Linked DNA regions of Homo sapiens: regions 1 and 2 are each linked to region 3. A link is a contact called in ENCODE Hi-C or POLR2A ChIA-PET data. All regions are on one chromosome and are shown on one strand. The core of a region is the stretch at or near the end of the contact, and the rest is flanking DNA. Distances in the headings are between cores, read along the strand shown. Region 1 overlaps PELI1 (pellino E3 ubiquitin protein ligase 1). Region 2 overlaps PELI1 (pellino E3 ubiquitin protein ligase 1). Region 3 holds the start of RAB1A (RAB1A, member RAS oncogene family).

The links. Hi-C counts contacts between places; a loop is a spot of excess contacts on that map. ChIA-PET counts read pairs that join two places held with the same protein, here RNA polymerase II (POLR2A). Pooled maps may share reads with other maps.
Region 1: a loop to region 3 is called in a pooled map, with 6 times the contacts of the local background. The contact joins the enhancer-like site here to the promoter of RAB1A in region 3. A Hi-C loop is called at or near these places in 5 of 50 pooled maps. POLR2A ChIA-PET finds 5 or more read pairs at or near these places in 2 of 52 experiments (AG04450 and T-cell).
Region 2: a loop to region 3 is called in a map with no recorded cell type, with 5 times the contacts of the local background. The contact joins the enhancer-like site here to the promoter of RAB1A in region 3. A Hi-C loop is called at or near these places in 1 of 37 single-sample maps with no recorded cell type and 1 of 50 pooled maps. POLR2A ChIA-PET finds 5 or more read pairs at or near these places in 2 of 52 experiments (AG04450 and T-cell).

The regions. Positions count from the first base shown.
Region 1 is chr2:64,112,757-64,115,741 of GRCh38, forward strand. All of the region lies in intron 1 of PELI1 (pellino E3 ubiquitin protein ligase 1), which reads right to left. Among named protein-coding and RNA genes, the nearest start is that of PELI1, 30 kb to the right of the region's middle. RefSeq lists an enhancer at 1,368-1,447. Within about 2 kb of position 1,480, at least 5 of the 41 ENCODE cell types and tissues checked have a DNase peak (open chromatin) inside an H3K27ac peak, as active enhancers do.
Region 2 is chr2:64,091,335-64,094,627 of GRCh38, forward strand. It overlaps PELI1 (pellino E3 ubiquitin protein ligase 1), which reads right to left. Exons shown (of 7, transcript NM_020651.4): 7 at 1,318-3,293. Among named protein-coding and RNA genes, the nearest start is that of PELI1, 51 kb to the right of the region's middle. Within about 2 kb of position 1,262, at least 3 of the 41 ENCODE cell types and tissues checked have a DNase peak (open chromatin) inside an H3K27ac peak, as active enhancers do.
Region 3 is chr2:65,128,252-65,131,369 of GRCh38, forward strand. RAB1A (RAB1A, member RAS oncogene family) reads right to left here and starts at 1,855. Exons shown (of 6, transcript NM_004161.5): 1 at 1,642-1,855. The coding sequence starts at 1,664. RefSeq lists enhancers at 1,123-1,637, 1,634-1,893, 1,638-2,151 and silencers at 1,454-1,503, 2,004-2,353.

The DNA.
Region 1 (2,985 bases), core at 230-2,729, 1.0 Mb before region 3:
CATATAATCAATCAATATACAACTGGCCTTATTAAACTGCAAATAAAATGCTGTGACAGCTATTCTTCCTGGAACTTTTTTTTTTATGTGTTCTCTGAAGAAAGATTCATGATCTTCCCAAAGGTTTATACTCTTTAACAAAGACCAGTACCTAGACAATGCTTTCCTACTCACTGTCTTTATATATTCTCTCTATATTTTAAAATCTGAGTAAAAGAATTCTTCAAAATGAATTCCTAGGCTGGGCATGGTGGCTCATGCCCGTAATCCCAGCACTTTGGGAGGCCAAGGTGAGAGGATCACTTGAGGCCAGGAGTTTGAGACCAGCCTGCGCAACATAGTAAGACTCCCGTCTCTACAAAAGATTTAAAAAAAAAAAAGTAAAAACAGAAAACATTAGCCAAATGTCATGGCATGCACCTATAGCCCCAGCTACTCAGAAAGCTGAGGTGGGAGGATCACTTGTGCCCAGGAGTTTGAGGCTACAGTGAGCTGTGATCCTCCAGCCTGGGTGACGGAGAGAAACTCTGTCTCAAAAAAAAAGAAAAAAAAAAAAAAATTCCTGAAGTCATGTACTTGAGAACTTTAAATGAGTATGTACATAAAAAACATCCGAATGTCTCGATTACTGGCTTCATTTGTTGGTCTTCAATTAAGTTAGTTTGACCTCATGTATTCAGCCCTATCCCAATGTTATCTAGCACCAAGAACATGAAATAGCACCATTAATTCTACTCAAGACTAGAAGAAATGCTAAAGAAAATCTTCCTAATAAAACTGTCTTCTATTTTATCTATTACTTTGAAACTTTGCTTGATACTCGAAAGCATGTTGCTCTCATTAGCAGGAACTAAACTTCCAGAGTTAAAAAAAAATTTTAAAATAAACATATTCTGGAATAGTGTTATTTTCTTTGTGGGCTGGGAGAACATGAAAAGTTACTCATAAAATATGTATTTATTAGGAATAGTATTATTAATTTGACTGTTAAACATTCTAATCATTTCCTTTTTAAGGGCCAGTGAAATACAATTATTTTCATATCAAGTCTTCCCAAAGGAAAGACTTTGTATAATATCTGTCAGTTTCACCTAAAGAAGAAAAACTGAGAAATCAATCTTTGTCTCTCAACCTAACAAATGTTTTCTTTCATTATTTACATCACACACAGCCTTTTGCTTACTACCTACTAAACACAAGTACAAAATTCCTGCCCTAAAAAAAAAAGCAAAACAAATACTAAGCAAGGGACAAAACAAATCTTATGCAGATTGTTTACATATCTTCTGAGCACTTCTATTTTAGTGGGCAAGTGGGTAGGCATAATGGGGTACTGAGAAAAAAAGGAAAATGTTTTAAAACATGAAAATGTTATAACATTTTTTTATGATGAAAAACAATGTGGACTGCATATATTATCTCAGATAAAACAGATTTCCATCTATACTAGAGTTTCCTTGTGGCTGATTTCAAAAGGATGACTCAAACAGAAAGAACTGCTTTAGTATGTTTGCGGTGGAACCATTTTATGAAACCAATTCAGCTGATGACTGGAGTTTAATTCATAGCAGTTTCTTGATAAGAGTGAAAATTTAATCACCTTCTTCATTCTTTTGCAACCAGCAGGAGTAACACATAGCATTTTTACATAAAAGGAGAAATAATGGTGTGCAGTAGTAGTTGGAGGTTACTACTTTCTGCTAGTGTCTTTTAGCTTCTCAACACAGCAGTGGAGGAAGTGAAGTCTATGTTCCCCTTCCCAAGATACAGGACACCACCTGTGTAAATTCCCACCCTCCTCTCTTAGAGAAGCCAAATAGCATGCTGATAGTATATCACCTACAGGGATAACTTATTTCATCCTGATGGAAAAGGAGTTAACATCTTTCCTAGGGACAGTATTTGTTCCTTTAACTGGGGCTTCTCAACTTGGGCATTACTGACATTTTGACATTGTGGGGCACTGGCCTGTGCATTGTAGGGGGTTCAGCAGTATCTCTGGCCTTTCTGTTCTACCTAGATGCCAGTAGAACATTCTAGTTGTGACTTTAAAAATGCCTCAACTTCCTATCTCCCCACTACTCACTCCCCTACCTTGTGAGAACCACTGCTCTAATCTTGAAGACAACATACATTGTTCTTAGGATGGAAATTTCCCCTTTTTTTGGCATACTTCTTGGCACACAGTAAGGTACTTAATGTTTGCTTACTAACATTATACTGATACTGATAATAAAAGGTTATTTATACTAAGACTTGTGTTAGTAAAGGCCGTGTAGTTGAAGGCGGGTGTAGTTTCAGTATTTTACTAGAATTGATAGGGGCTGAGAGTGAGAATGAGAATCTTGCCTTGATGGCAATTAATGATTAATGTTTCTGTACATTTAAAATATTTTAATATTGTGGCTACCTCTCTCAAATGGTTGAAGGAAAGCGACTAGAGCTGGAGTGGCCACAGAAGTAGCTATAAGGCTACTGCTGGGTAGCCTGCTGTTTAGAGAAAGGCAAATCTTTGGAGGCTAGATAAGTATCTTCTGGACTAAGGGGCCCATATTTAGAAAAATTAAAAGCAGGTTTTGGCAAGCATGGGAGAATTCTTTTAGGTCAACAGAGGGTGTCAATTTGAATCAACCTTGGGGTAAGGTCTATCTTGAACTTGCATAGAATGGTAATTAGCCAAATGCTTTCACGTAAGATTATTTTATTTGACCCCCATAATAGCCCTGTGAATTGGGTAGGAAAGTCTGAACTCTATTTTCCAGATAAGGGAACTGAGTAGGTCAGAAAAGCCCAGTGACTGAAGGCCAAAGAACTCTGGCAGAGCTAGGACTGAGATCCACATGTTAACTCAACATACATTACCCCATTTAATTTCTATTACAACTATAAAGTACAATCATTTGTCCCCATTTTATAAATGGAGAAACTGAAGCTACCAGAGGTAAAGTGGTCCAGATTTTCTAATGTCATTACTCCACACCCTAG
Region 2 (3,293 bases), core at 12-2,511, 1.0 Mb before region 3:
GGAGGCTGAGGCAGGAGGATTGCTTAAGAGCAGGAGTTTGAGACCAGCCTGGGAAATCTAGTCAGACGGCGTCTCTACTGAAAATGAAAAAAATTAGCCAGGAATGGTGGTGTGTATCTGTAGTCCCAGCTACTCAGGAGGTAGAGGTGGAAGAATTGCTTGAGCCTGGGAGGTTGAGGCTGTGGTGAGCTGTGATTGCACCACTGCAGTCCAGCCTCGGCAACAGAGCAAGACCCTGTCTTAAACAAAAAAAGAAGTGGTAGCACAAGATGATCCATTGCAACGAAGGGCCAAAGTGTTAGAGTTATGTTGAGCTTATAACCTTAGAGACATAATAAGTGGACTTTCACCAGTGCCCTCAGTCTGGGTCAGACGGGAAGAGTGAAGTGGGACACTCAAATGTTAGAAGTAATTAATCCTAGCACTTTGGGAGGCCAAAGTGGGCGGATCACAAGGTCAGGAGATCGAGAGCATCCTGACCAACATGGTGAAACCCTGTCTCTACTAAAAATACAAAAACTAGCTGGGCATGGTGGCGGGCGCTTGTTATCCCAGCTACTTGGGAGGCTGAGGCAGGAGAATGGCGTGAACCCGGAAGGTGGAGCTTGCAGTGAGCCGAGATCACGCCACTGCACTCCAGCCTGGCGACAGAGTGAGACTCCGTCTCAAAAAAAAAAAAAAAAAGAAGAAGTAATTACATACTTACATTATTATTTATTCCTACCCTGCTTTACATGTACTAGAAGACTTTTACATGAGGGAAGTAAGCAAAGAAGGTTGCAAGAGGATAACCTAGTAAAAGAACTCTGATGTCTGAATGGCTTCCCTTCATGTCTTGCTTCATTACCCTAACATTTTAGATAAAGGGAAATTTAATTCCTTGAACAAATTAAGTAGCATTTAAATATAAAGATTACTTTGATAAAAGAGTTAAGCCATAAAGATTATCTTTCTTGAGAATGCATTTAGAAGACCTAAATACAACTTTTTCTCCTCCTTGGCCAGAATACTGACATTCCCTTAATACAACTAAGTAAAAGTGTTCTATTAGGCCATGACAAAATAACAGTTCTGCTTGAACAGCAAACACCCAACTGATCATTTAAATTGCCTGAATTTTTAAAACTTGAATTTGATAGAAAATGAGCCAGGTTTTTCCCTGTTAGAAGAGATTGTTTTTACCTGTTAGAAGAAAATGCAGGCAACTTTGGGAAGGACGTGCAACTTTTATGGTTACGAAGCCACTATTTAAATAGTCTAACATGCAACTTACAGGTGCCAACTCCCTAGCAAGGCTTAACTTAGAAAAGGCCTCAATTATTCAACCACTAACAAAGTTCCTTTATTAGTAAGAGATGCTTTTAAAAAAGAACCAGATACTTTAAAGTGTTACATTAAATGCAAACTCTTCATCTATTTCAAATGAGTATTTTTGGAGTGTGGAATAGAGTTGTTCACAGTTTTCACTTCTGGTTTCTCATTCTCGATTATGCAAAAATGAACTCACAGAGACGAATTCAATTATGTATTTTGAAAAGTATTTACTTAGTTTAAATAAATTAATTGCAAATAAAAATTAAGCTACAATATATAGCCTGAATAAAAATGACTAGAACAAATACAACACAGGACTTGCTTTCTTGCATTAGTCACAAAGCATGTGACAATCTAGAAAACTTCAAAATCAATTACATTTCTTTGAAAAAGGGGTAACAGCAGTTACTGATACATCACAACTAATAAACTTATAATACAAGTTTCCTGACATGCATTTCCTGAGTGAACCCAAATGATCATTTTTTAAAACAAGGAAGTTTCGACAGTTGAAGTAAAATAAAATAATTCATGGCTTCTAAGCAACAAGTTTTGTTTTTTAAAAACCAAAAGAAAATTCAGAACAGTTTTGTAATAGGATAAATTAAAGGTATGCTACCACATATAAAACTTTGCTACAGTCAGTTAAGTATTATACAACTTTTCAAACTAAAGGAAAACAAATCAAAATATTAAAAGAAGATACTGTCTAATCTAAAAGTGTACTGGTTTCTACAAGTGTCAAAAAAAGATTTGATGTAGTGCAACTGTCTATACTTGTGGTGCCTTTGAAAAAAGGGTGGGAAGGAGGGGAGAGAAGAAACTTTTCTTGCTTCTGGAAGCAAAAGACATATTGGAATTAGAGAATAAACAGACCATGCAGTGCGTCACTCCACGCTGCAGTCATTGGTGCTCATCTGCCAACCAAACATTTCCTTAAGTCTCACTGTGGCAATCTCCTTAGGATTCAAACCCAGAGTTAAGGCTGGTCTGCTAAAAACGGGGGCACTATTGTCATTCAACCCTTTAGATCTCTAGATTTCCTAATGCCCGAATAAGGCCAAATACAGAATAATTAATTAAGCATTTCTTTTTCCAAAAGCAAATCAAGTCACTCTCCTTTCTTGCTAATTTATACTTTTTCTTATGGCAATGATTTTTTTCTAGAAACAGTGAACAGATGAACCACAGTTTATATCCAAAAAATAAACTTGCCAAATGCTGCTGATACTAAAAACAGATTAGTTATCATGGGAGAAAAATAGATAATCTAGATTAAATTGCATATCCAAAGGAGCATATAAAATGTTTCTTAGCATTAAGTTTTTGTTATAGTACTACGCTCGAGAGAAACATTAAGAAAAAATCTTTCCTGATTATCTTCAATGTTGTTAAAAACAAACACCTTTCACGCGGGTAATTAGTATGAATTTGGTCTTACAAATTACAAAGTATTCTAATTTACCAAATTCCATATTTAGATTGGGGTGGGGAGAGAGGCTCTCTCGTCCTTCTTCCTAACTTTGCAAATCCTTGAGCTAGGTTGCTCACTAAGCTACCATTCACACCAAGGGTGTGACACCATCGTTACCATGCTACTCTATCAAGAACATTCTAAGGTATTTTCTATAATAAAGATAAATAGAAAAAAGTTAATATACATGTCGCTGTATTTTACAATGTTTGCAACAAACTGTAAACTAACATAGTTTGAACCAACAGTACCCTCAGTTATACAAAACAATTTCAGCACTGAGGATAGGTGATTCAAAAACACTAAAAGGAAGGCATCAAATTAGACTATGTCTTTTTCTCCTCAAAATATATTTTCAAAACTCAGAATTCAGAAGACTGATACTTTCAGAAATTCCTTTGCTTGAGTTTCCCAGATTTTTGCTCAGAAATTGCTACTATTTATTATAAATGTTTTAAAAAATTCTTCATCTTAATGCAAATGACCAGAGCAGAAAAACTGTGAC
Region 3 (3,118 bases), core at 605-3,104:
CAAAGTTCTCAACTAATCTTGAAGATTTATTTACACTAATAAACATATATATAGCAAATTCAGAAAATTTCCTGAACAGTAGAGGTCTATAAACCTCGATAAAGCAGTAAATCCATGTTCTTTATTGTTACCAAGAAAACTACTAAATTAAGAACCTCAAGTTCACCTCCGTTCAACTGTGCAAAACCAACTTTGTCCTTGGAGCCCTTGAAAAAAAATTTTTTTTAAACTGTCAACACAGCAAATGTCACTACAAGAACACTACCCTCAACTTCTAAAACATGAAATTCTAATAAAATACTACGGTTTCTGTTTAGTGCAAAAGATTTCAGCTTCAAGCCACACTATTACAAAACTTGTAAGCATTTTGCAAGAGCCATGTGACACACATATGACAGTCAGCTAAACTGGTGGGTGGACCTTTTAGGGGAAAATGTCTAGCAGTAATTGACCAAACCAGCAAATAAACTCAACTTTTACAACAAATACTGATGTTCCCCCATCCCTCAAAGGCCTTTGACACTGAAAAGGAATACCAATTCGGTCTCTTCCAATTATTCATTACTTTACATGCATGTAAACTGTAGAGGAAATTTTTAAAGGGCCATTGAGGAGAGCCCAACAAACTCTACCCAAGGGAAGTGAACACCAGTTCCCAGGAAAGGTGCCAGGTGTGTCACATCTGCTGTGGTGACTTCTTGAGTAAGCAAGAAAAAGAAATGCATTAACTTTTCATGACACGTCATGGAACCTCATTCCCTATCTGCAAGCATCCAAGCAGGTAATCCAAAACCTACATACAGATCTATCATAGGTCCCGTTCGTTTCTCTTTCAACTTGACAGCAAGCTTCCTTTAATCTGCGAGTATCAAAAAGACATTTCTTGGCTTTAGTTTTTTTTTTTTCCCTTGACCCACAGAAGACAAAATGACTTAGGTGTCCTCTTTAAAAAAAAAAAAAACAAAATTCTCACAAATGCCCAGGTTTTTATAGGAGGGCAATGGACCCGGCGAGCTCTTAAACAACTCCTCCAAGACACAACTCAAAAAGAGAACTAATAAATGTTCAGTTGCTTCTCACCATCTACTCATTCCCCTCAATCCCACGCAGTCCCGAAAAGCATCCATATTACCTGAAACCTGGCGGGGAGGATGGAAGGAGAGAGAGCCAACAAGCTCAGGATTTACAAGTAAAGCTGGTTTCTACCCCGAAGATCCTGACAGCTCCGCAGAGTGCGGGCGCAGGGTCTGACAGTGCCCTCTAGAAGGGCTCTCCCACCCCATCCCCTCCCCTTAGAGACAAGTCCTCCTTCAAAAGTCACTGCCTCCGAGAGAAGATACCCCTTCACACCGCCCCAGGCCCCTCGGCAGGCTTCCTCAGCACCCGCCCCGCAGTCAGGCCCTCTAACCTGACCCGGTCCAGGCCCGGGCGGCTCACCCCTCCGGCCCGACCCCTCCCCCGCGCGGCCGCCCCTCCGCGTCAGACAATGGGGCCCGACTCCCGGCCGCCAGCCTCTCCTGACCCATCACCCTCGCCTCACCCCAGCCGATGCCCCGACTTCTGCCCCAACCCTCCTCGACCCCTTTAAGATCCCCCAAGCTGGCCCACGGACCCAGCCGACCGGTGCTCTCCTGAACTCACTATTCGGGATTCATGCTGGACATGTCACTGCAGCTGCCGCCGCCGCCACCGCCGCCCTTGCTGCCGCAGCCGCCGCCCTGACTCTCCGCGCCACGGGTAATCGAAAGAAAGGAATGAGATAGGCTGTTCCGGGAGAGCAAACGTCTTCCCCTACTCCGTCCCCTAGAACACAATCAGCAGCCGCCGCCACTCAGCTATCGCTTCCACCCAAAATGGCCGCCGGCGAACCAGGAAATAGGGAAGCCTTAGACCGAGGGGCCTTTACACGGCCCAGAGGGCGGCCGCACCGCCTGGCATGCCGGGAAAGGGAGTCGCGAGCGCGGCTACGCGAGCTGAGGACAGACAGTGCGACGCAAGGCCAGGACTCAGCTTCCCGCCAAGCGCCGCGCCTCTGGGGCATGCGTACCTGAAGGGTTGTCGCCCGCCCCATTCCCCACTCCCTCACCTCCCCACCCTCGGCCCCTCCCTGCTCCCCTCCCCTCTGACTCGCTGGCTAGGACTTCGCTCGGACTCCCCCTGGCGGATTGGCTAAGGCCGAGCTGCCCTAGTGATGTCATCAGTGAGACGTGGCAGCCGGGCGAGTCAGCGCCCCACGGGGGAGGGGGCGGAGAGGGGCGGAGGGTGGTGCCGGCGGCCGACGGAGGCTGGGGGTCGGGGGAGGCAAGGGACCGGGGGGAGTGGTCAAACCGGAGGGACTGCCGGGGGTGCGGGGGCGGGGAGGGGGCCGGGGTACGAGCGTGTCGGCTCCTGCCTCCGTTGCGGCTGTTGCTGACCTGACCAGCTTGAGGCTTGCGCCACCCTGGTGGCGCTGGTTGGGGGCTGGTAGGAGGACGTCCGCTCTAAGAACAGAAGGGAAGTCAAGGGGCTCCCTGGACGGCACGGAGCGGTTCTTCTCGTCACTCACCCATCCCCACCTGGGTTCGGTCATCGTCCATTGTTGGCCCCGCGCACTACCATTTTCTTCTTAGATTTCTTCCCATTCTTACTGTGCCCCGCTCTTAACTCGTCAGCCTGGCTATTGCAGTAGTCTCCAAATGGACTCTACCTCTCTCTCTCCTCTCCGCCCCAGCCCATTTGCACACACAGTCGGATGTATCTTTCTGAGACAGCACCTGCATCGTGACCCCACAACCTTCAATGGCTCCACATCCCATGGATGGGAGGGACACAGCCCAGAGCCAGCCTAAAATCCAATTCCTACCTTCGTCCCGGCCTTCAGGTTGAATTGTAATGTATTATCTTTTAGTTGCTACTAACCCTGAGCCATTCTGCAAGACTGGAAAATAATAAGCAATAAAAATAGGCAATTCATCACTATATAGTGCCTACAATTTCTGGGAGTAATATTAACTCATTTTTAAAAAACCTATGGCCTTAACAGCTCTCTTTAATCAGCTCAGGAATTTAAATCTCCGCTAAACTTTAACACATTATCTTGAGTTATTTAATTACAAAGGGCATAGTGTAATACATTGTC